Regions from separate parts of the Homo sapiens genome. Here regions 2 and 3 are each linked to region 1. A link is an interaction called in ENCODE POLR2A ChIA-PET data of the cell type or tissue named here. Cell type or tissue: HepG2. All regions are shown on one strand.

Region 1 (8,000 bases):
GCGGCGCTTGCGGGCTAGCTGGAGTTCCGGGAGGGCGTGGGCTTGGCGGGCCCCGCACTCGGAACAGCCGGCCGGCCCTGCCGGACCCGGGCAATAAGAGGCTTAGCACCCAGGCCAGCGGCTGCGGAGGGTGTACTGGGTCCCCCAGCAGTGCCAGCCCACCGGCGCTGCGCTCGATTTCTCACCGGGCCTTAGCTGCCTTCCCGCGGAGCAGGGCTCGGGACCTGCAGCCCTGCCATGCCTGAGCCTCCCACCTCCTCCATGGGCTCCTGTGCGGCCCGAGCCTCCCCGATGAGCGCCGCCCCCTACTCCACGGCGCCCAGTCCCATCGACCACCCAAGGGCTGAGGAGTGCGGGCGCATGGCGTGGGACTGGCAGGCAGCTCCACCTGCAGCCCCGGTGCGGGATCCACTGGGTAAAGCCACCTGGGCTCCTGAGTCTGGTGGGGACGTGGAGAACCTTTATGTCTAGCTCAGGGATTGTAAATACACCAATCGGCACTCTGTATCTAGCTCAAGGTGTGTAAACACACCAATCAGCACCCTGTGTCTAGCTCAGGGTTTGTGAACGCACCAATCGACACTCTGTATCTAGCTACTCTGGTGGGGCCTTGGAGAACCTTTGTGTTGATACTCTGTATCTAACTAATCTGGTGGGGACGTGGAGAACCTTTGGGTCTAGCTCAGGGATTGTAAACGCACCAATCGGCGTCCTGTCAAAACAGACCACTAGGCTCTACCCATCAGCAGGATGTGGGTGGGGCCAGATAAGAGAATAAAAGCAGGCTGCCCGATCCAGCAGTGGCAACCCGCTTGGGTCCCTTTCCACACTGCGGAAGCTTTGTTCTTTCACTCTGCAATAAATCTTGCTGCTACTCACTCTTTGGGTCCACACTGCTTTTATGAGCTGTAACACTCACCCCGAAAGTCTGCAGCTTCACTCCTGAAGCCAGCGAGACCACAAGCCCACCAGGAGGAACGAACAACTCCAGACAAGCCGCCTTAAGAGCTGTAACAGTCACCGCGAAGGTCTGCAGCTTCACTCCTGAGCCAGAGACATCACGAACCCACCAGAAGGAAGAAACTCCGAACATATCTGAACATCAGAAGGAACAAACTCCAGACGCACCACCTTAAGAGCTGTAACACTCACCGCGAGGGTCCGCGGCTTCATTCTTTAAGTCAGTGAGACCAAGAACCCACCAATTACGGACACGCTAGGTTGCTATCTAAACAGGTGCGACCAGCTTACCTCCCTTCTCCTAAGGTATGAGAATCCCTGTTTTCTGTACTGTGTGTGTTCAACTTTAAAACTCCCCAGAGACTGTATTCGAGGTTTCTGGGACAGTTTCTAAAGGTGTTTAAACTGTAAAGGATTTCTCCTAACAGAACCTACCTTCTTGACAGCTCTCAAAAATGTTTTTATTTTTGAGACTTTTTAAAAGAGCTGGCCAGGCACAGTAGCGCACTGCTGTAATCCCAGCACTTTGGGAGGCCAAGGTGGGTGGATCACCTGAGGTCAGGGGTTCGAGACCAGCCTGGCCAACATGGTGAAATCCCGTCTCTACTAAAAATACAAAAATTAGCTAGGCATGGTGGCGCACGCCTGTAATCCCAGCTACGTGGGAGGCTGAGGCATGAGCACTGCTTGAAGCCAGAAGGTGGAGGTTGCAGTGACCCGACACTAGCAACTGCACTCTAGCTTGGGTAAGACAAGACTATGTCTCAAATAAATAAATAAATATTACAAATAAATAAGACCTCTGCAGTTTATTCCTCTGGGAATTAGGTCCAGCTCCCCATGTCCATTAAACCTATGTGAACATGCGCAACCAGGCCTGAACTACATTTGTGTGTTGATGTAGAGAAAAAGGAGGCAGGGCTGCAACAAAGTCCACCCAGAGGTCTGCTTCCCCCATCATTCACCAAGAAACCAGCTGCCACAACAGCTCTGAGTGGGAGTTTCTTTTCATGTTGTTTCCAAAAATAAAAGCCATAGTCAGCTTGGGAAGAACTTTTCATCAAGCAGAACAGAGAAACAGTAGAAAAGATTCAAAGAGTTGGTGAGATTATCCAGTCCAACCCCATCGTTTATTACAGGAGGAAATTGAAACCCAGAGATGTTGAGTGACTAGTTCAAGGTCACACAAAAGAGTGGAAAAACCAGCAGCAGAACCCACCTCAAAGCCAGGTGCTCTAACTTCCAGCTGAGCATCTTAGTCCATTTTGTGCTGCTATAACACAAGACCACAGACTGGGTAACTTATAAAGAACAGTGACTTCTTACAGTTCTAGAGGCTGGGAAGTCCAAGATCAAAGGGCTGGCATCTGGCTAGGGCCTTCTTGCTACATCATCCTATAGTGGAAGGCAAAAGGGCCAAAGATTTTGGGGGCTAGGGGACAAACTCATCCTTTATAAAGATGCTCCTCTCATGGTAACAAACCCACTCCCCAAATACTGGCATTAACCCATTCATGAGGCCAGAGGCCTCATAACCTGATTACCTCTTAATGGTCCCACCTCAATGCTGTTGCATTGGGGATTAAGTTTCCAAGACATGAACTTTGGAAAATATATTCAAACCACAGCACTGAGTGCTCTTTATGTTACAGCAGGGAGTATCTATGATCTCCACTCACAGTCCTTTAAGGCTAACTTCCTTCCAATCTCAGTTGCTTTTAAAAATGACAGGAAAGTGAGGCTTCTTGAAAATGGATGTCCGCATAAAAATCATGGTAACATATCTATGAGCCTTTGTGTGTGCTGTCCCCACTGCCTTGGATTCCCTTCTCTGCCTAACTGCTTGAACTCCTCCTCATCCATCAAAACCCAAAGAATTGCTGCCTTCTTTGAAAATATTCCCTGACTCTCCAGGGCCTCTGGTTGTTCCCTGCTTTATGTTCTTGGCCCTGACCTTGCCCCAGCACTCAGAACCCTTTATGGCAGGATTGGTTCTTCTCCATGAGAGTGAAAACTCTTCCAAGGCAGAGATGGACCAAATTCATCTTTGCAACACCAGCACACAGCTTAAGCTACAAAAGGATGGACTTTGAACCACAATCTCCACGCGGAGGGGAGTTTATCATTCCACCCCAGCTCCCAGCTCACAGTGTGAGCCCAAGAAGGGTTTGTTGCTGCCAAAGGAATCTGAACAGGGAAGTTCTGCAACAGGAGGGGATTCTGATCCTGGAGCCACGGAGCTTTCAACAGACACTTCCTGGACGTGCCAAGCAGGTCAGGCTGACAAACGAGTGGGCACTAAAAGGCACAAGAAGCTCTCACATGTGTACAGGCCTCCAGGACTACAAAGCACTTGCAAAGGTGACCTCATCTGAGTAAACTTTGAAAGTGCTCTTCAGTGTTGCTTCTGTGAGGCCTACTTCACTTTTTACCAAGAGAACTGCTCCCAAGTCTGGCTGATCCTGACCTCAGGACTGTAAGACATGAAGGTGGCACACAGGGAAGGAGTAAGTCAAGCTAATAAATACATGTCTGAACATGCATTTATATTACAAGACATACGGGGAAAAACAGGAGCAACTCTAGCCATAAAATAACCCGTATATGACAAGTTAAATTGAGAAAGAATTACCTACTTTCACGAAGTGCGCTGAGGTTTATTGGGCTCTGCGCTTCCTTAAGAGTATTAGAAAAGAACACACAAAATGCTGAAATATGGGATTTCATTATCTCAGTTTACTTTAATTTGCTTGTTTACACACACGATCTGTGTGTACATAACAGTGGCAAGAGCCATTCTCTAAATACAATCTGGTACCCAGACTATGACAGATGCACGTGGAAAATGAGGCGTCAGTGAATTAATCTCAACATAGAAAGGCAAAATAAGCATGGCAGTATTCTATGATCACAGATGCCCCCAGAGCCTGGGGGTAACCGACACTTTTCAACATAATACAGGACAATTTTAACAAAAGACCCAGACTCCAAATGGCACCCAAAATATATTCGTTTCTCTGCCTTCTCTAGAGGAGTCAGAAAGTTCTAAAGGCTTACTCAAGAAAAAGGAGGCAGGGAGACTATGGCCTGCTAAGCACAGATGCTGAGCACTTTACATGCACCATTTCTCTTCATCTCCACCTGACAGACGATGAAAACGAGGTTTGCCATGATCACACAGCTATCAGGAGTGGTGCCAAGATATGAACCCACATCTCATGTTTGCTTGAGCCCAAATCCTTTCACTTATGTCAGGCTGTTTCACATAGGAATAGAAAGCATGCTCCCAAGGAAGAGGCAAGGGGGCTAAGCATGGACAAGTGGCGGAAGCCTCATCGATACAGAAGGCTCTGCAATTGACACTTTCCACATACAGTTAATTTAGTGCTGAGCCCGCATCAGACCCACGTGGGATAAATATCTGGAGATTTAAGTGTCACAAATGAACTTCTGGGGTCACCCTGTGCCTATTCCCTTTTGGTGCTGAACATGACACTTTGGAGAGCCTTTTTTTTTTTTGAGACAGAGTCTCACTCTGTCGCTCAGGCTGGAGTGCAGTGGCGTGATCCTAGCTCACTGCAACCTCTGCCTCCTGGGTTCAAGCGATTCTCCTGCCCCAGCCTCCCGAGTAGCTGGGATTACAGGCGTGTACCACCACACCTGGCTAATTTTTGTATTTTTAGTCGAGACGGGGTTTTATCATGTTGGCTAGGCTGGCCCAACCTCAAGTGATCCTCCCATCTCAGCCTCCCAAAGTGCTAGGATTACAGGTGTGAGCCACCATGCCTAGCCTAGGAGAGCTTTCAATCCCTTCAACAAGCCCCTGCCATCTACTCCATGGCCACTCCCACCACTGGTTTATGGGCATAGGCAACAGAGGGTCACATCTTACCAACGCCTCCAAAGCACCATGGTGCCACCTCCCATATCTCATCACCTGTGTTTCTGCTCCTTTTGGGTGCAACAAATCATGACTCATTGTGATGGATAAAATTAACCTCCAACTTGATGGGATATGAAATATTTAAAATATATCCTTATAGTAAAAGATTTTACACCGAAGATTCATCCTCAACCACTTAAGCTTCAGTGAAGCCAGTCAGGTGTAGTGCTTCTCAGTTAATGCTACTATTGGACTTGATTGGAGAGAGGGGCATCAAGGCGGCCTTAAGGGTGATTACCCCAACAGCAAGGGGCTCAGTTTGAAAGGCTTAAGGAGACAGTCTGGGAGAGAAGAGGGGATATCTTATCACAGGGCGTGGAACTGTGCCTTTGTGGATGGAGGTGACAGGATTTCTAACCCTTCCCAGCATTGTCACAGCAAAGGCCACAGAATGACAAAGCTGGAAACTGAAAAGTGCTGCAAAGGGGAGAGAAAAAGGAAACTGATTTCAAGTCCAGCTGAACAGGCCCAGGTATGGTTTGGTTTAGTTTGGTTGGTGATGCAAGTAACAGGAGGGAGGGACCACAGCCATGCCACCCTTCAATAAGGGTGATTTTGCAAACAGGTTGGCTTTTTGCCATCAGAGGGAGGCATTTTACTTCACTTCTGAATTATCATAATCTTGTCCAACAGGTACAGATGCCCTGGGCCACAGCAGAGTGATCAGTGCACTCAGCACATGACCCTGAAGCACACTGTTCAGTCTATACCACTGATATGTGGTCAGGGACATTTCGGTGCAAGAACGCATTCTGCAAAATTACCTTGATTCACCTTAAAATTCAACAGGCTGTTACTAAAATGCCTGCTTTCTGGTTTGATTATCTTATTTATTTATAGAAACCAGGGTCTCACTATGTTGCCCAGGCTGGTCTCAAACTCCTGGGATCCAGTAATCCTCCCACCTCAGCCTCCCAAAGTGCCAGGATTATAGGTGTGAGCCACTACACCTGGCCCAGGTTTCATTGCTAACAGAGAAAACAGCCCCATGAGGTGGAATTTAAGACTGTAAGACCAGAGTTTGGTTCATAACAAGTACATTAGTGTTCTAAACCAACCAACCAATCAACCAGCCAACCAACCAACCAACAAACCCTCAAAACAACCTACATGTGCCAGAGTGCAGCACTGGCCTTGTGAGTTATTTTCAGGAGTTTTATCAACAAAGAACAAATGTCACAGTTCTTATCAAAAACTGTAAAGGATTCGCTCAAAATAGAACAGAAAAAAAGTAATCTTATTGCTCCAAAAAAACCAGCATATAGTAATAGAAAACATGGACAGAAAATGATCATAGTCCATTACGTATGAATCATCCAATACTTGGTCGGAGAGGCACTGCATCTAAAAGGGCCTGTTTTGGTGGCTAATCGCAAGTCAGTTGCAATATTTAAACACTTCATGGATGAAACAAATATTACAACCAGAGAGTGTCCTTCAGGCATCAGGCTGTTTTTATAAAGAACCCTGCCTGAGCCGGGCGCGGTGGCTCATGCCTGTAATCCCAGCACTTTGGGAGGCCGAGGCAGGTGGATCACCTGCGGTCAGGAGTTTGAGACCAGCCTGACCAACATGGAGAAACCCCATCTCTACTAAAAATACAAAATTAGCCTGGTGTGGTGACGCATGCCTGTAATCCCAGCTACTCGGGAGGCTGAGGCAGGAGAATCGCTTGAACCTGGGAGGTGGAGGTTGCGGTGAGCCGAGATCGGGCCATTGCACCCCAGCCTGGGCAACAAGAGCAAAACTCCATCTCAAAAAAAAGAAAAAAACCCTGCCTGAAATAGATGCCTATGCAAAACTGACCAGTGGGAAATACTGTTTTGTTTTGTTTTTTCTTTTTTGAGGTGGAGTCTGCTCTGTCACCCAGGCTGGAGTGCAGTGGTGCGATCTCAGCTCACTGCAACCTCCACCTCCTAGGTCCAAGCAATTCTCCTGCCTCAGCCTCCTGAGTAGCTGGGATTACAGGCATGTGCCACCACACCCAGCTAATTTTTGTATTTTTAGAAGAGACGAGGTTCGCCATGTTGGACAGGCTGGTCTCGAACTCCCAATCTCAGGTGATCCGCCTGCCTCGGCCTCCCAAAGTGCAGGGATTAGAGGTGTGAACCACCATGCCTGGCTGGAAAATACTGTTAAGTAACAGCAGTAAGAGCCGTGAAAATCTAAAGACAACTGGAACCAGGGAGAAGGCAGCAAAGGAGTCCCAAGGCTCTGGCCACTCCTTTAGCCACACCATAAAGGCTTTCCTGATTCTGCCCTTTTGCTGAGCCTTAGGTCCCCACTCTAGGGACAAAAGGAGTGTTCCAGATAAAGGTCAAGTCTTACCAGGGACAAAAAGTGCCTAACTGGGAATGGTGGTGCTTGCAACACTGGTGATGTCGCCAAGAATAGTCTGAAGACTAAACTCACTCCCCAGACTTCAGCACCACCCACCAAAACTGCCTGGTACACTTTCCCTCTGAAGTAGGATCAATAATTTAGCCAAATAACTAAGCAAAATATATATTTGAAAAATAGATTAGCCATTGTCCTTCTGTCCCCCCTCTGTTACTCTTTTATTTCTTGTAACTATCTTGCTTCAAATTCAAACTACAGCTCTGGGGAGGAAGTCCTGGGGAAAAGGCTTTCGGATACCAAAACCCGTATGTCCCGTACCAGCTCAGCAAACCAAACAAGGTGCCAAACACCTTCTGGGACAAGTTGTGGAAATAAACAGCTGTGCACAGAAACATCAACACCCAGATGAAAGTCAGAATGCCCAGGGCCACAACCAGGGTGGTGATGGCGGTGTGGAGGCAGTGGCTTCGGTCCGTCTTCACCTCATGCAGCACAGACATCTCTTCTACAATCATGAGGGCGCAGAAGGTCAGCAGGAAGGAGTGACCTGAGATGTCAAAGCCATGCCAAAAGCCCCCTTCCTGGTGGCACTGCTGCTTGCTCTGGTGTTCCTTTCTGACCCCCTCCAGGGCTGGGGACTGGTAGCAGCTGCCCGTGTAGTGTTCGATGTTGGAGAAGATGGAGGTGCAGATGTACCAGATGGCCGTGCCCACAAGCAGGGTGCTCAGCCGCCGCAGGACCAAGCCAGCCTTGCCGG
Region 2 (8,000 bases), 130 kb after region 1:
CTCCTCCCTCCCCGCCCTCACCCGCCCCACTCCCTCCTAACCTAGAGATTGTTACAGAAGCTGAAATTGCGTTCTAAGAGGTGAAGTGATTTTTTTTCTGAAACTCACACAACTAGGAAGTGGCTGAGTCAGGACTTGAACCCAGGTCTCCCTGGATCAGAACAGGAGCTCTTAACTACAGTGGCTGAATAGCTTCTCCAAAGGCTCCCTGTGTTCTCACCGTGATCAAGTTGAGGGGCTTCCGGCTCCCTTCTACAGCCTCAGAAACCAGACTCGTTCTTCTGGGAACCCTGCCCACTCCCAGGACCAAGATTGGCCTGAGGCTGCACTAAAATTCACTTAGGGTCGAGCATCCTGTTTGCTGATAAATATTAAGGAGAATTCATGACTCTTGACAGCTTTTCTCTCTTCACTCCCCAAGTCAAGGGGAGGGGTGGCAGGGGTCTGTTTCCTGGAAGTCAGGCTCATCTGGCCTGTTGGCATGGGGGTGGGACAGTGTGCACAGTGTGGGGGCAGGGGAGGGCTAAGCAGGCCTGGGTTTGAGGGCTGCTCCGGAGACCGTCACTCCAGGTGCATTCTGGAAGCATTAGACCCCAGGATGGAGCGACCAGCATGTCATCCATGTGGAATCTTGGTGGCTTTGAGGACATTCTGGAAAATGCCACTGACCAGTGTGAACAAAAGGGATGTGTTATGGGGCTGGAGGTGTGATTAGGTAGGAGGGAAACTGTTGGACCGACTCCTGCCCCCTGCTCAACACTGACCCCTCTGAGTGGTTGGAGGCAGTGCCCCAGTGCCCAGAAATCCCACCATTAGTGATTGTTTTTTATGAGAAAGAGGCGTGGAGAAGTATTGGGGCAATGTGTCAGGGAGGAATCACCACATCCCTACGGCAGTCCCAGCCAAGCCCCCAATCCCAGCGGAGACTGTGCCCTGCTCAGAGCTCCCAAGCCTTCCCCCACCACCTCACTCAAGTGCCCCTGAAATCCCTGCCAGACGGCTCAGCCTGGTCTGCGGTAAGGCAGGGAGGCTGGAACCATTTCTGGGCATTGTGGTCATTCCCACTGTGTTCCTCCACCTCCTCCCTCCAGCGTTGCTCAGACCTCTGTCTTGGGAGAAAGGTTGAGATAAGAATGTCCCATGGAGTGCCGTGGGCAACAGTGGCCCTTCATGGGAACAATCTGTTGGAGCAGGGGGTCAGTTCTCTGCTGGGAATCTACCCCTTTCTGGAGGAGAAACCCATTCCACCTTAATAACTTTATTGTAATGTGAGAAACACAAAACAAAGTTTACTTTTTTGACTCTAAGCTGACATGATATTAGAAAATCTCTCGCTCTCTTTTTTTTTTTTTTTTTTTTTTTTGGCTACTTGAGTTGTGGTCCTAAAACATAAAATCTGATGGACAAACAGAGGGTTGCTGGGGGGACAAGCGTGGGCACAATTTCCCCACCAAGACACCCTGATCTTCAGGCGGGTCTCAGGAGCTTCTAAAAATCCGCATGGCTCTCCTGAGAGTGGACAGAGGAGAGGAGAGGGTCAGAAATGAACGCTCTTCTATTTCTTGTCATTACCAAGCCAATTACTTTTGCCAAATTTTTCTGTGATCTGCCCTGATTAAGATGAATTGTGAAATTTACATCAAGCAATTATCAAAGCGGGCTGGGTCCCATCAGAACGACCCACATCTTTCTGTGGGTGTGAATGTCATTAGGTCTTGCGCTGACCCCTGAGCCCCCATCACTGCCGCCTGATGGGGCAAAGAAACAAAAAACATTTCTTACTCTTCTGTGTTTTAACAAAAGTTTATAAAACAAAATAAATGGCGCATATGTTTTCTAAGTCCTTGGATAAGTATCTTTTCTTTCAGGTATCAGAAATAAGACTGAATCTTCTGGTTCTACTTGGGGGTTAAAAAATTTTTTTTAAAGGAAGAATGAGAATAGTTTTATAGTTCTTTGTGATGTGCAGAATGTTTTTGTGTCCATTATAATTTTTCAGTCTTCACATCAAGAGGTAAGCAGTTAGACATGATTACTCCCACTTTCCAGATGAGGAGACTGAGGCTTGGGGGAAGTGACTTCTCTTGGAAGGCAGAGGTGGACATCTAACCCTGGTCTCTTGATTCCAAGTACTTAGTATATCGAGAGAGTGAAAGTTGATCCCCCTTCTTGAAGAGGGGAGTGATGAGGGGAGAGTGCAATGGCAAGATCTGGAAGAATGGCAAGAGGGTCCAAGGGTCTGTCATCCTCCACCAAGGTTCAAGACAGAACCTTTTGCTGGGTCACCTCAATCTGCCAGCAATGGAAGATGAGTAGCTGTGGGGACATTTCATAAAAGCAAGTGGTTTTTTTGTTTTGTTTTGTTTTGTTTTTTGTTTTTTTTTCTAGAACAAGGCTGTGCACAGTGGCTCACCTCTGTAATCCCAGCACTTTGGGAGGCTGAGGCGGGAGGATCACTTGAGCTCAGGAGTTCGAGACCAGCCAGAGCAATATAAGGAGACCCCATCTCTACAAAAAATTTAAAAATTAGCCAGGTATAGTGGTGTGTGCCTATAGTACCAGCTACTCTGAAGGCTGAGGTGGGAAGATTGCTTCAGCCCAGGAGTTCGAGGATGCAGTGAGCTATGAATGCAACACTGCACTACAGCCTGGATGAAAGAACAAGACTCTGTCTCAAAACATAAATAATAAGTAAAAAGAATAAAAGCAAGAGATGCACTTGAGAATCTCCAGCCAGATCTGTAGCCACTGGGCTTCTCTCCAAGGCTAAACTATTACAGGAGGGTGGCCTTGTGTCTCGGTCACCACAGACCACAGCGTTCCATTCACTCGGGGTTGTGCTGGAGCTGGCTTGTGAGAACTGACTGTTAGCTTCTCTTCCCAACTCCATGTTTGCCAGTGCCACACTGATAGCTTGAAATTGGTTATTGCCGGAGTGTTTACACCACAAGGACTAGCAAACTCTACAAATCCGGGCTTTTGTTCCTGGAGAGCCCGTTGTTAACATTCACCAGCACACCACAGCATTCGGCAATGGCTGGACCATGGGATGCCTACATATGGGGACATCCTCCTTGGGGATGAGGGTAGAGCAGGGCGATCCTTTCACCTCTTCCTTAAGGGAGGGGACAAAAGTTCTGGTCTGGGAAGCACACGTTTTGCTGATCAGCGTAACCTTGGGCAGGTCACTCCACCACTCCGAGCCTCATCTGTAAAGTGGGAATGATATCTCCCTCCAGGGCAGATGTCAGGATTCAATGGAATGAGATCACAGTAACTGTGAGAGCTCCCGTTACATGAGGAGTACAAGTGAACTCTTCATGCGCCCCTTTTTAGCGAGAAGTTAACCATTAAACTCTCCAGGCTTCAGAGCACCCATTCGCTGTCTACCTGATCCCTAGGGCCGCTCCCGCCTTCCCCTGTGCCTTCCCTCCACTAGTCAGCACCAGGAAATGTTTTCGATAACGTTGCAACGGAGGCCTTGTTCATGCTGCCGCCATCGGGGACAAGCGCGGGGGGGGGGGGGTGGAGGCCAGAGGAGACTATTTCAGTCCTAAATTGTGCTTAATAAACCCATATCAAAACCATAAACCCTTGGCTGCCATAAATTCCTCTACCCTTGGATCCTCCACCTCATCAGCCCTTTGCCCTGGTTAATCTCAAATCTCAGCGCAGGCAGCCGGAGCTTTAGGTTTGGTTTCTACTTCAGTTGCTAAACAGCATCAGCTCAGGTGGCAGACAGTAAAATTCCCATTTTAGAGATGATGAAACTGAGGTTCAGAAAGGTGAAGAAACTTGTCCAAGGTCACACAGCTAGAGACCCCAGCCAAGACCTGAGCCCATGCTTCCACCACCCAGGTAGCCTGATTAAGAAATGGGAATTCTTGGCTGAGCACAGTGGTTCACCCCTGTAATCCCAGCACTTTGGGAGGCCAAGGTGGGCGGATCACCTGAGATTAGGAGTTCAAGACTAGCCTGGCCAACATGGTGAAACCCCATCTCTACTAAAAATACAAAAATTAGCCGGGCACAGTGGTGCACACCTGTAATCCCAGCTACTCAGGAGGCTGAGCCAGGAGAGTTGCTTGAACCCAGGAGGCGGAGGCTGCAGTGAGCCGAGATCATGCCACTGCACTCCAGCCTGGGTGACAGAGCGAGACTCCATCTCCAAAAAAAAAAAAAAAAAAAAAAAGGAATTCTCAATTCTCAAGCTTCTCGGGGAGACAGATTTGAGGTTTCCTCTTACATCTTTGTTTGGTGGCCCTACAATTAAACCTCTTTCTCTGCTACAAAACAATGGAAAAAAACTGGAATTTCTAAGGCTCCTCATTTTTTTTTTTTTTTTTTGAGTCAGGGTCTCACTCTGTCACCCAGGCTGGAGTGTAGTGGTGCCATCATAGCTCTCTGCAACCTCTGCCTCCAGAGTTCAAGCAATCCTCCTGCCTCAGCCTTTTGAGTAGCTGGGGTACAGTGTGCCAGCACACCTGGCTATTTTTTTCTTTTATTTTTAGTAAAGATGAGGTCTTGCTATGTTGCCCAGGCTGACTTCTTTTTAGCACCTCTGAAAAGTTGTTTCCCCAAGCCATGCTACTAGAAGCTTCTTATTCCATCATTCCATCATTGCTCAGAGTGGGGACCAGAAGTAGAAGGGACCCTGGGTGACAGGCTGCTTGAAGATCCAAAGAAAGTTTCATGCAGTGTGAATGGCCTGTCATCCCAAATTGGTGAAATCGTCCTACTTCCTCATTTGTGGAACCCAGATAACCTTTGAGCTACACTTCTCAAATCCACGTATCATATGTAAATTCCAGGATGTGATCTCAGAGGCCTGAATCACAGGATCCCAGGCAGCTGTTTGACAATGGTGGAGTTAGACACCAAATCATGATGCCAAGGACATTTACTGGGCTCTTCCTCTTTGCCAAACATGGCTGGACATAATTTAATTCCCACAACAACCTCTGAGGCTGTCATTCTTGTGGTTCTGTTTCACAAATGAGGAAACAAGACCGGTCATGGTGGATCACGCCTGTAATCTCAGCACTTTGGGAGGCTGAGGCAGGTGGATCACCTGAGGTCAAGAGTTTGAGACCAGCCTGGCCAACGTGGTGAAACCTCATCTCCATTAAAAATACAACAAAAAAAAAAAACCAGCCAGGCGTGGTGGCATGTGCCAGTAGTCCCGACTACTCGGGAGGCTGAGGCAGCAGAATCGCTTGAACCCGGGAGACAGAGGTTCCAGTGAGCCGAGATCATGCCACTGCACTCCAGCGTGGGCAAAAGCTTGAGACCCTGCCACAACAACAACAACAACAAAGAGGAAACAGGCTCAGGAGGAGAGAGGAAGGGACTTGCCCAAGGTCCACACACAGCTGGTCACCAATCCATACCTGGTGTGGCCGCTGATCTGATGCTCATTGTCTGACTCCAGGGGCCAATATGAGGCCTCGAGGAAGACACTGGTGACTCCATCACTGCGTGGTGGGCACAGAAGTAGTGTGAATGGTGGAAAGCTCATCTCATGACAAATGTTGATGGGCAGAGCCCTGTGCCGGGAACCCTGGGATTATGGAGAAGCAATAGCGTGAGGCGCCTCCCTCCCAGAGCTTTCAGTTTTCATATGGACAGGCGAAAATTAGAAGCAGTTAAGAGCCAAAGGGGTGAACGTGACAGCTGGTGAGGTGGTAGGGAGGGAGAGGCGACTGCACTCAGGGAGTGGTGTATGCTTTGAGGGACGATTCAGAGGCAATAATGAGGCAAGACAGAAGTGCGCTCGAGGCTGAGGACTGAGCAGCAAGTGGGAGGAGGCAGCGGGAACTCTGTGCATGGGGGCAAGACGAGGGCTGGCATTTTCCAACCTTCGTGCACAGGCCACCTTGACCTCTCCATGCCCAAGGACCGCTGTAACTTCCATTACTTATTTTTCATTAAATCAGTTCAACATGATTCCCCTTAAACTTCAGGTCACTGACATAAATAGGAAACCAGCATCATTTGCCGTAAATAAGAGGTGACTGCAAAATTAGTGAAAAGAAAACAATGTTTTTCAGCTGCAGCCAGGTGGAATCGCCCCAGGGAAAGCTCTGCTCTTGTTTTCGTATTAAAAAGGAAAACTGACAAATATTACAGAGATGTTACGGGCATACACGTACCCAATGGAGACTTTCTCCTTAAAGCTTTCAGAAAAGGCCTGTAAAGGACAGACTTTGGGGACAATATCACTTAATACCTTCCAGTATGTTTCTAAAACTTCCCCCAGTTCCACTGGAAGCCCTCATCCACTTCTGGAAGCTCACTCACTAGGACAGCTGGCCCGCACACAAGTGGTGGGGACCTCAAATACTGGACAGAGGAGTATGGAATTTCTTCCGGGGAAAAGGAAGCCACTAGAGGTTTCTGTTTGTTTTTTGAGAGGGGTTCTCGCTCTGTCACCCAGGCTGGAGTGCAATGGCGCGATCTTGGCTCGCTGCAATCTCTATCTCCCAGGTTCTAGCAAGTCTCCTGCCTCAGCCTCCCAAGTAGCTGAGATTACAGGAGCATGCAACCACACCCAGATAATTTTTGTATTTTTAGTAGAGATGGGGTTTCGCCATGTTGGCCAGGCTGGTTTCCAACCCCTGACCTCAAGTGATCCACCCGCCTTGGCCTCCCAATATGCTAGGATTACAGGCATGAGCCGCCACGCCCGGCCCACTGGAGGTTTGAGAGCAGTGAAGGTTGTAGGCAGATCTGTATATATGTATATAAAGATACATATATTTATATATATTATATATTATATATTTATATATTTTATATTATATATTTTTATATTATATATATTTTATATTATATATTTTATATATATTTTTATATATCTATATATTATATATTTTATATATATTTTTATATATTTATATATTATATATTTTATGTATATTTTATATATTTATATATTATATATTTATATATATTTATATATTATATATTTGTATATTATATATTTGATATATTATATATGTTTATATATTATATGTTTATATATTATATATGTTTATATATTATATGTTTATATATTATATATGTTTATATATTATATGTTTATATATTATATATTTATATATTATATGTTTATATATTATATATTTATATATTATATGTTTATATATTATATATTTATATATTATATGTTTATATATTATATATTTATATATTATATGTTTATATATTATATATTTATATATTATATGTTTATATATTATATATTTATATATTATGTTTATATATTATATATTTATATATTATATATGTTTATATATTATATATTTATATATTATATATGTTTATATATTATATATTTATATATTATATATGTTTATATATTATATATTTATATATGTTTATGTATTATATATATTATATATGTATGTATGTTTACATACATATATACATATGTGCGTATGTAAACATACTTATATACATATGTGTGTATGTATGTTTATATACTTATACATATGTATATATATATATTTATACATATATGTGTGTGTGTATATATATATATTTTTTTTTTTTTGAGACAGGGTCTCCCTCTGTCACCCAGGCTGGAGTGCAGTGGCGCAATCACAGCCCACTGCAACCTCTGCCCCCTGGGCTCAAGTGATCCTCCTACCTCAGCTTCCTGAATAGCTGGGACCACAGGCACCAACAACTATTTTTTTGTATTTTTAGTAGAGACGGGGTCTTGCCATGCTGTCCAGGCTTGTCTTGAACTCCTGAGCTCAAGCAGTCCACCCGCCTCGGCCTCACAAAGTGTTGGAATTACAGGTGTGAGCCACTGCACCTGGCCAGATCTGTATCTTTAAAACAACACCCTGGCTGCTTTGTGGCAGACGAAGAGGTGCAACTGTAAGCTGGGAGACCAATGAAGACACAAGTGCACTGGATCAGGTGAGAGGTAGTGATGTCTACAACAAGATGGTGGCAGTGGAGTAGAGAAAAGCACCAATCCAAGAGACTTT
Region 3 (8,000 bases), 110 kb after region 1:
CCCCAGGGTGACTGGCTAATGGCTGAGAAGAGGGAGGGCCTGGAAATCTGACCATAGGGAGCGGCTGGGCTTGGTCTTGAGAAAGATTCAGAGAGATAAGCTCCCACTCTTGGCTCCTCAGGCTCCCAGCAACCACCACCCCTGCCTGCCTGTCTGCGCCACCACAAAGCAGCCACGTTGTGTGTGTGTGTGTGTGTGTGTGTGTGTGTGTGTTTAATATAATATTTCGAACGTTAGGACAAGCATAGAGAATGATATTGCAAACATCTGAGTACTCACTATCCCAACTTTACAAAAGGGACAGCCAGAGGAGCCCGATGCCTGAGCTTCCGGTCCCAGGGACAAATGCCCCAGTTCCCTTAGTATTCATTCGTGGGTATCACGTGATCTCCAAAGTCTTCACATTCTAGAAAATGGGAACAAGACCCCAGACCCATCCTGGACAAAGGAGGAGAAGACCAGAGCACAACATTTATTAAGGTCTTGCCAGGCTTCCTGCTACCAGCAGGTATCAGTCACTGGGCTGTGCTTTTTCCACACTTCAGTAGGTTGGGTTCATTTCATTTTCATGACAACCCTATATGGGAAAATGTTGTGAAAATGAAATGAGCCCAGCCCATTGAACCTATTACAATTCCTCCCTTTTTGTGGATGAAGGAACTGAGGCCCACAATGGTTAAGCAACTTGCCTAGGGCCCCACAACTGATCCTTGGAAGATCTGAAGTCCCAGAGCTTCTGCTATTTGGACCACACTTCAGCACTGTCTATTATTTTATGCTCTCCAGATACCAGGGACATTTAAAATTGTTTTCAGCCCAAGCAAGGGAAGCAAAAATCTTTTAACTGCTTTAAAGTAACTTGAGGCCAGGCGCAGTGAATCAGGCCTGTAATCCCAGCACTTTGGGAGGCCGAGGCAGGCAAATCATTTGAGGTCAAGAGTTCGAGACCATCCTGACCAACATGGTAAAACCCCGTCTCTACTAAAAATACAAAAAAATTAGCTGGGCGTGGTGGTGCATGCCTGTAGTCCTAGCTACTCGGAAGGCTGAGGCAGGAGAATTGCTTGAACCCAAGAGGAGGCGGTTGCAGTGAGCTGAGATCATGCCACTGCACTCCAGACTGGGCAAGACAGCGAGACTCTCTCAAAAAAAATAAAAAAGTAACGAGTTCATTTTCGAATCTCTTCATTTCCTGCTCCTCTAAACTCAACCTTTCCCAGCTCTGCGACTAGTCCCAGACCTTCCCTTCTAGCCCACAGTTGTGCCGTACCAGCCAAACCTTGGTCTAGTCCTGCTAGTTCGGTACAAACACCCCTCACCCCCATCACCCCAGCACACCCCAGAAGCAGGAACGTAGGACCCAGCTTGCTCCAGGGCCCACTGAGAAGGAGGGGAGGGGAGGCTTTGGTAGACTCTCTTTCCCCTGTATCTGCTCCTGGCCCCCTGTTTTCTCTGCCCCCTCCCTTGGAAATATCTTCTATGTCTCATCCTTATGGGACCTTAGTCTGGGCTCATGAGCTGTCTTGGAAAATCTGGGCTTGCTGATCCCGATGCAGGAGTGGGTGGTCCCCAAGGCCTGCTCTGAACGCTGCAATTCTAACATCTAGATATCAGTGGTTCTCCAAGGGCAAGAGGGGCTTTTTAAGCTGCAAATACTCCCTCCTCTCCCAAACCCAGTTTTCAATGGGGTTAAGCCTGTCTCATCCACTTCAACTTCCATTTTGTGGACTGGGAAAGATTATGAATGGGAACCTGATGCATGTGTGAACAGTTGGAGGCAAGAAAAAGATTGAGAACTACAGTCTAAGGTTCCAACATTTCTGTGGTTGTATTAGTCAGTGATTCCATTATCCCAAAAGCCTAAGATTTTAGGCACTATGATTCCTCATAGGTGTCATCCAGAGGGCACTGTGTTTGAGAGAACAGCTCTCTCACAGTGAAAGTTCAGGTCTGTGACAGGCAGATGGGAGAGGGGTTGGCAGCCCTCCTGAGTGGATGGCTACCCACCTCCACTGCGTGTGGCCTGGTCCTGCGTGTGGTCAGTTGTTATAAATGTCTTTTATTAGACATCCAGAGTCATTTTCACTTGTGTAATTTAGGGACATTTCTGTCTCTTCTGGGCTCTAGTTTTCCCATCTATAAAATGAGGACATTGGATAATGAACCCTTCAGCCCTATGAGTCTCGCTCCTCACTCCCTGACCTACCTGCACAAGTCACACTGCCCACTAGGATGGGTGTGTTTGTTCCCTGGTCCCTTCTTTTTTTTTTTTTTTTAGATGGAATTTCGCTCTTGTTGCCCAGGCTGGAGTGCAATGGCAGTATCTCGGCTCACTGCAACCTCCACCTCCTGGGTGTGAGTGATTCTCCTGCCTCAGCCTCCCAAGTAGCTGGGATTACAGGCATGTGCCACCACACCTGGCTAATTTTGTATTTTTAGTAGAGACAGGGTTTCACCATATTGGCCAGGCTGGTCTGGAACCCCTGACCTCAGGTGATCCGCCTCGGCCTCCCAAAGTGCTGGGATTATAGGCATGAGCCACTGCGCCCGGCCCCTGGCCCTTTCTTGAGCTGCTGCAAAGCCAGCAAACCCCTTACTAGGCTCCTGGAAGGGGGATGAGAGCCCCAGACCATTCAGCCTTAGCTCAGCCTTGAAAATAGCTGCTTGCTTCCTGGCCCAGGGAAACGGACATGCTGCCCGGAGGATAGGAGAGTTGGCTGATGGCGAGTGAGCGTGGGTTAGTCGATGCTAGTGTTTGTTTACATGCCTGGGTTACCTGGAAGATCATGACACATGCAGTCACTTGGTTGTTTTGAGAACGGGCCAGAGTGACAAAGTGTTCAGTTGCCACTGTGGTCAAGCCATAGGAAATGAGGGTATTCCTAGCTGTGCCTGTCTTCTAGGCCCCACCACCCCTCCTCAGCCTGCTGGGAAGCTCCCAAAGCCAAAAGAAAGTCTCGGTGGAAGTCTCACTGGCCAGGAGAGTTGGGACAAGTTTTTATTTCTTTTTCTTGATGACCTTAGGAGAATTTGAGGACTGAAACCCTAAAATAGTCCCTGAGAACCAGAAAGTGTGAGCTGGAAAGGTAGGATTTCAAGACCAGCTGAGTCTATAAGAGGTCATCAAATCTACCTGCTCCCCACTTTACAGAAGAGGACACTGAGGCTAGAGAGGTGATGTGACGGGTCAGGGGTGGAGTCAGGTCTAGAACTCAGGCTCCCCAGAGCTGAGCAGACACCAAGCTCCCTGGAGTGAAACTTGCAGTGATCAGCTTGGGAGGCACATTTCTTGATCTAGATGGCTGAAACTTTCTCTCGACCACAGAGAGGGGCTTCAGGTCTCATGGGCCTATAAGTCTCTGCCACAGGATAGTCCACCATGGCTGGAAGGGGCTCCCTGGAAGGCCAAAGAATCCAGGGAGAACCCTGGGGGTCAGTGGGCCAACAGCAGGTCAAGAATTCTTTCCTGCAACCGAAAGCCAGGGAGACAGACACCTGCCTTGGCCTAAGCTGTCAGGCCCAGGACAAATATTCGGCTCCTGGCATCAAAAACCCAGCCCAGAAAGCGGACCCAGAGTTGCAGGAGGTGAGCGTAGGTGATGGGCCAGGGGCCATCTGAAGAGGCCTTCCTCGGAAGCCCCTGCCCTGCTCCCCACAGCCCCCTACCCAGGAGTTCCCTGGGAAGACAGGCTCATCACCTCTCCGCCTCTGCCCAGGTCGGTTAATATTCAATAGAAGTTACATTAGGTCCCCGACCCTGCTAATACTGAGCAAACATTTGGAAAACATCATTCCGTGACTGAGCTCGCGCCGGGCACTGATAACGCCCGCCTAACCTTGAGGAGCCCTATCCGCAGCTGCTGACAGCAGCCCTTTCATTCCGCCCGCCGGCCACTCGGCGCCCTGATGGGTGGGTGCGGGTGCTGGCAGGAGGCTGCCGTGGGAGGGGTGTGGGCGGGTGGGGTGGACGGCCCGGTCAGGGAAGCCGTGCTCTGAGCTGGCCCCGTCCACATGGTGGTCTGAGAGGAGGTTGCTTGCCTCTGGACTTCTGTTCTATCCACTGACTCCCGGGCTCAAGTGCAAAGGATTTGACTTTTATTCTCTGATTTTAACAATGTGTCAACATCAAGAGAAAGTTGAATAGCTGGGGTGTCAATGTTCCCTGGAGAAATAGGGTTCTTATAAGAATTAGAGTTTATGACCAGGTGTGGTGCCTCGCACCTGTAATCCCAGCATTTTGTGAGGCTGAGTGGATCACTTAAAGCCAGGTTTTCGAGACCAGCCTGGGCAACCTAATGAGACCCCGTCTCTCAAAAAAAAAAAAAAATTTAGCCAGGCGTGGTGGCACACGCCTATAATCCCAGCTATTCGGGAGGCTGAGGCAGGAGGATCGCTTGAGCCCAGGAGGTTGAGGCTGCAGTGAGCTATGATTGCACCACTGCAGTCCAGCCTGGGCAACAAAATGAGACCCCATCTCGAAAAAAAAAAAGAAAAAGAATTAGAGCTTGTCTCTTCCAATGCCTTCGTTCTCTCACTGCACAAATATTCATTGAGTACCTACTGTGAACCAGGCCCTGTTCTGGTGGCTGGGACTACAGCAGTGAACTAGAGGGATGGAGTTTTGGCCTTCTGAAGCTTTCCTTCTCAGAGAGAGACAGATAGTAAAGGAAGTAACAAATAATTCTACAATAAGTGACTTGAAGAAAAATAAAGCATGGGGGGCAGGGCCAGGGTGGGAGTCATGTTGTGTTAGACAGGGTGGCTGGAGAGGGTGTCTGAAAGGCGACATTTGTGCAGAGGCAGGAGTGAAATGAAGATGCTGCTGCGCTGTGCAGGAAAGGGAACCCCAGGCAGTGACCACAGCAGCCTACAAGCGTGCGGATGCGTCCAGGTGGGGAGGCGGGTTTTCGCGGACAGAGTGTGTAGGGGGAAGCCGGTAAAAGGTGCGATCCGAGAGGAGAGGAAGGGCCCTGGGGACTTGTGAGGTTGGAAGGCACTGGTTTTGAGCAGCAGGCGACATGACTTGAACGGATCCCTCTGTCTCTGAGAGGAACACAGACTGCAGGCGCAAGGCAGAAGCAGAGCCCAGGAGGAGGCTGATCTAATCCAGGAGAGACAGCGGGCCTGGGAGCAGGGAGGGAGCAGCAGGTCTGTTTGTCAGGATCACGACAGCACTGGGGTGTGAGGGGAAGCCAAGGAAGGTGGCCAGGCTTGATGCCAGTCCCTGAGACGAGAAAGAGTGCAGGGAGCCGGCTGGCAGGGAAATGCCTACGGGTAGGGAAACTGAGCCCCAGAGAGAGGCTGCGATTGCCACCGGCACACAGAGTGGCAGGTTCCAGACAGGAAGCCGGGTCTGGTGCAGCTTCAACCTCCCTCCTTTCTGAATCAGCCAAGCCTCATTCCACAGTGAGGCCTCTTGGACTCCAAGGGCTATCCCATCCACTGTCGGGATGGTGGAAGGATCATCTTCTATCTCAGGCCAGGACTGACCCAGATGGGAGCAGGCAGTGGAGCCTGGGGCCCCGGTGGGCGTAGGCTCCAGATCCCTCAGTGCCTGGAACAGAGCAGCAGTGGGAGGGAGGGAGACAGCGCCTGGCCTTGCTGATGCTGAGGTTAGTCTGGAGTACATGCAGCTCCTGCTGATGGACAAAACCATCAAGGCAGTTGGAGCCCCCAGATCCTCTTGTTCAGGAATCCCCAGGCCATCTCCTTGTCACCCAGAGTAATTTGTTTTGCTTGCTTTACTCACTTTCATTTGGAAAGAAAGGGACCCTTTTGTAGACCAGAGCTTGAACATCTTTAAGCTAGTCAGATCCCCTCCTCAATGCTCAAGACCAATTTTAAACCCATAGCCGAGTCTTCACTGTCTTGCGCGCCCCTGCTGATGGGTGGATCACTCTTATAGCCTCTCCATTGTGTTGGGGGCAGTTGTGATATGTGGAAAGTTCTTCCACCAGCTGAGTTAGAGGCCATCTCCCCTCATTCCACATGCTGATGTGGGCCTGTTCTCTGGACACCCCCCACCTCCTGCTCCCACTCCTCATCAGTCACAGACACCCCCACCCCCTACTCCATCCCTGTTCTCCCTCCTCACCTCTCTGTGCCTCCTCACAGCCGTCCAGAATGAGCGGGACCGGATCAGCACTCGAAGGTCAAGCTATGAGGACAGCAGCCTGCCCTCCATCAATGCGCTCCTGCAGGCGGAGGTCCTGTCCCGACAGGTACCGGGGTGATCCTGCCACCCACCCAGGGATCCCCCACACTACAGAGGAGCTCACCTCCTCCACCTCCATTCTCCCCAGCCAGGCCCTGGAGCAGCTGACGGGAGGGGCCTCAGATATTACAGAAGGGACACTGAGTCCGGTTTCACATGGCCCAGTTTGCAGCAAGGGCAGGAATCGAACCTGGCGCCCTGGGGCACTTTCTAATTCATCCTACTGCCTGCATCCCACAGGCCAAGCAGAGTCTTCACCTTCACTGAGGGCCTGCGATCAGCTCAGCTCCGAGAGAACAGAGCAGTGGCTCAGTGGAGAGAGGTGGCAAAGTGGGGCCCAGCCCTTCCCTTGCTGAGTGACCTTGGGCAAGTCACAGCACCTCTCTGAGCCATGGTTGCCTCATTGTCAGAAAAGGATGATGATTTTTTGCCCTGCTTCTCCTCTAAGGCTGACAGACTCCTTGGGGCTCTAAAGCTGACAGAGGAGGGGGCAGGGGGCAGGTAACAGGTGAAGGCACAGAGGGAGCCCTTCTCCCTCATCCCTGCCTCCTCCCTCCCTCCGTTTTTACCCTGAGCTTCCTTCAGAGCTGGAGGGCACCCACTATCCAGCCCCCTCCCCACATCTGATTCCAGGGAGGGGGCTCTGTGCAGGGGACAGAGAGTGCGGGAGGGCCCGGACATCTCCAGCATTTTCTTCCCTGTATCTCTCGAAGATCACCTCCCCCGTCTCCGGGATCAACGGCGACATTCGGGCGAAGAAGATTGCCAGCATCGCAGATGTGTGTGAGTCCATGAAGGAGCAGCTGCTGGTTCTCGTTGAGTGGGCCAAGTACATCCCAGCTTTCTGCGAGCTCCCCCTGGACGACCAGGTGAGGATGGGCGTGGATGGTGGGCAGTAGTGGGCAGTGGGCGGGGCAGCCAGGGGGCTGCTGGCCCACCTGGGATATAGCCGTGGACTGGCTTGATTTTATTTTATTTAACAAAATATGTAGTGCACACACGTGTCTGAAACTTTAAATCACCTTACAAATATTAACTCAGTTAGCTCCTCCAACAACTCTATGAGGTAGGTACTAAGGTACTATTATTACTGCCATCTCATAGGTGAGGAGATTGGGGCACAGAGAGGTTAAGTAACCTGCTCAAGGTCACATAGCTACTATCCAGCATAGCTGGGATTAGAACCTGGCAGGAAGCTCCAAAGTCCAAGCTCCTGACCATTGTACCTGAGGCTCTCCCAGGGGGATGTTGACAGGGACCCTAGGACAGGGATCAGGAGATTTTGGCTTAAGCTATGGCTCTAAGACTGGTTGTCTGCCTAATCCTGGGCAAATGAGTTCCTCTCTCTGAGCCTCAGTGTTCTCTTATCTGTAAAGTGGAAATGATAATATCCACTTTAGAGTGTGGTTGGGAGGATTGAGGACATTGGTGTCTGAAAAGTACAAAAATCAGGTGATGGGGCAAGCTGCACAGTGGCCAGACCAGAGCTGGTCTCCCTAAACATTAGTTTCTTCCTTGTTTCCCACCAAAACGATTGAACTCAGCATCGTGTTTCCCACCAAAACAATTGAACTGAGCATCATATTTCCCACCGTACATTTTTTTGGAATACTGAAATGTCCCTAGGGGGAAGAAAGGGTTGAAGGAAGGTGGCGTGTGTCTGAGGACAGATGAATTTCGGAGATGCCACCTATGAAGCTCCTGCCCAGAGCACCCCTGGGCCTCCAAAGAGATGTTACCCATCTGGGGAAGAGGAGCTGGGCTGGGCCACCTTCTCAGCTTCGGA

What was found. ChIA-PET counts read pairs that join two places held together with the same protein. Peaks named below come from ENCODE experiments on the same cell type or tissue, not always from the same donor. Only the 100,000 strongest peaks of a DNase experiment are listed, where the experiment ranks them.
Region 2: POLR2A ChIA-PET joins it to region 1 with 6 read pairs; 3 of 35 experiments call an interaction of 5 or more read pairs at or near these places.
Region 3: POLR2A ChIA-PET joins it to region 1 with 5 read pairs; 2 of 35 experiments call an interaction of 5 or more read pairs at or near these places.

The regions. Positions count from the first base shown.
Region 1 is chr20:44,299,164-44,307,163 of GRCh38, forward strand. FITM2 (fat storage inducing transmembrane protein 2) reads right to left here. Exons shown (of 2, transcript NM_001080472.4): 2 at 3,677-8,000. The coding sequence ends at 7,462. Among named protein-coding and RNA genes, the nearest start is that of FITM2, 8.0 kb to the right of the region's middle. In HepG2, no CTCF peak of the experiment used is centred here; a DNase peak (open chromatin) is centred at 3,308; H3K4me3 peaks cover 944 bases.
Region 2 is chr20:44,431,006-44,439,005 of GRCh38, forward strand. HNF4A (hepatocyte nuclear factor 4 alpha) reads left to right here. Exons shown (of 10, transcript NM_175914.5): 10 at 1-1,840. Among named protein-coding and RNA genes, the nearest start is that of LINC01430, 16 kb to the right of the region's middle. In HepG2, a CTCF peak has its summit at 757; DNase peaks (open chromatin) are centred at 686, 2,886, 3,356 and 4,806; H3K4me3 peaks cover 685 bases.
Region 3 is chr20:44,407,580-44,415,579 of GRCh38, forward strand. HNF4A (hepatocyte nuclear factor 4 alpha) reads left to right here. Exons shown (of 10, transcript NM_175914.5): 4 at 6,115-6,221; 5 at 6,928-7,083. It overlaps MIR3646 (microRNA 3646), which reads left to right and starts at 541; the gene lies at 541-624. In HepG2, no CTCF peak of the experiment used is centred here; DNase peaks (open chromatin) are centred at 2,772, 3,802 and 7,432; H3K4me3 peaks cover 311 bases.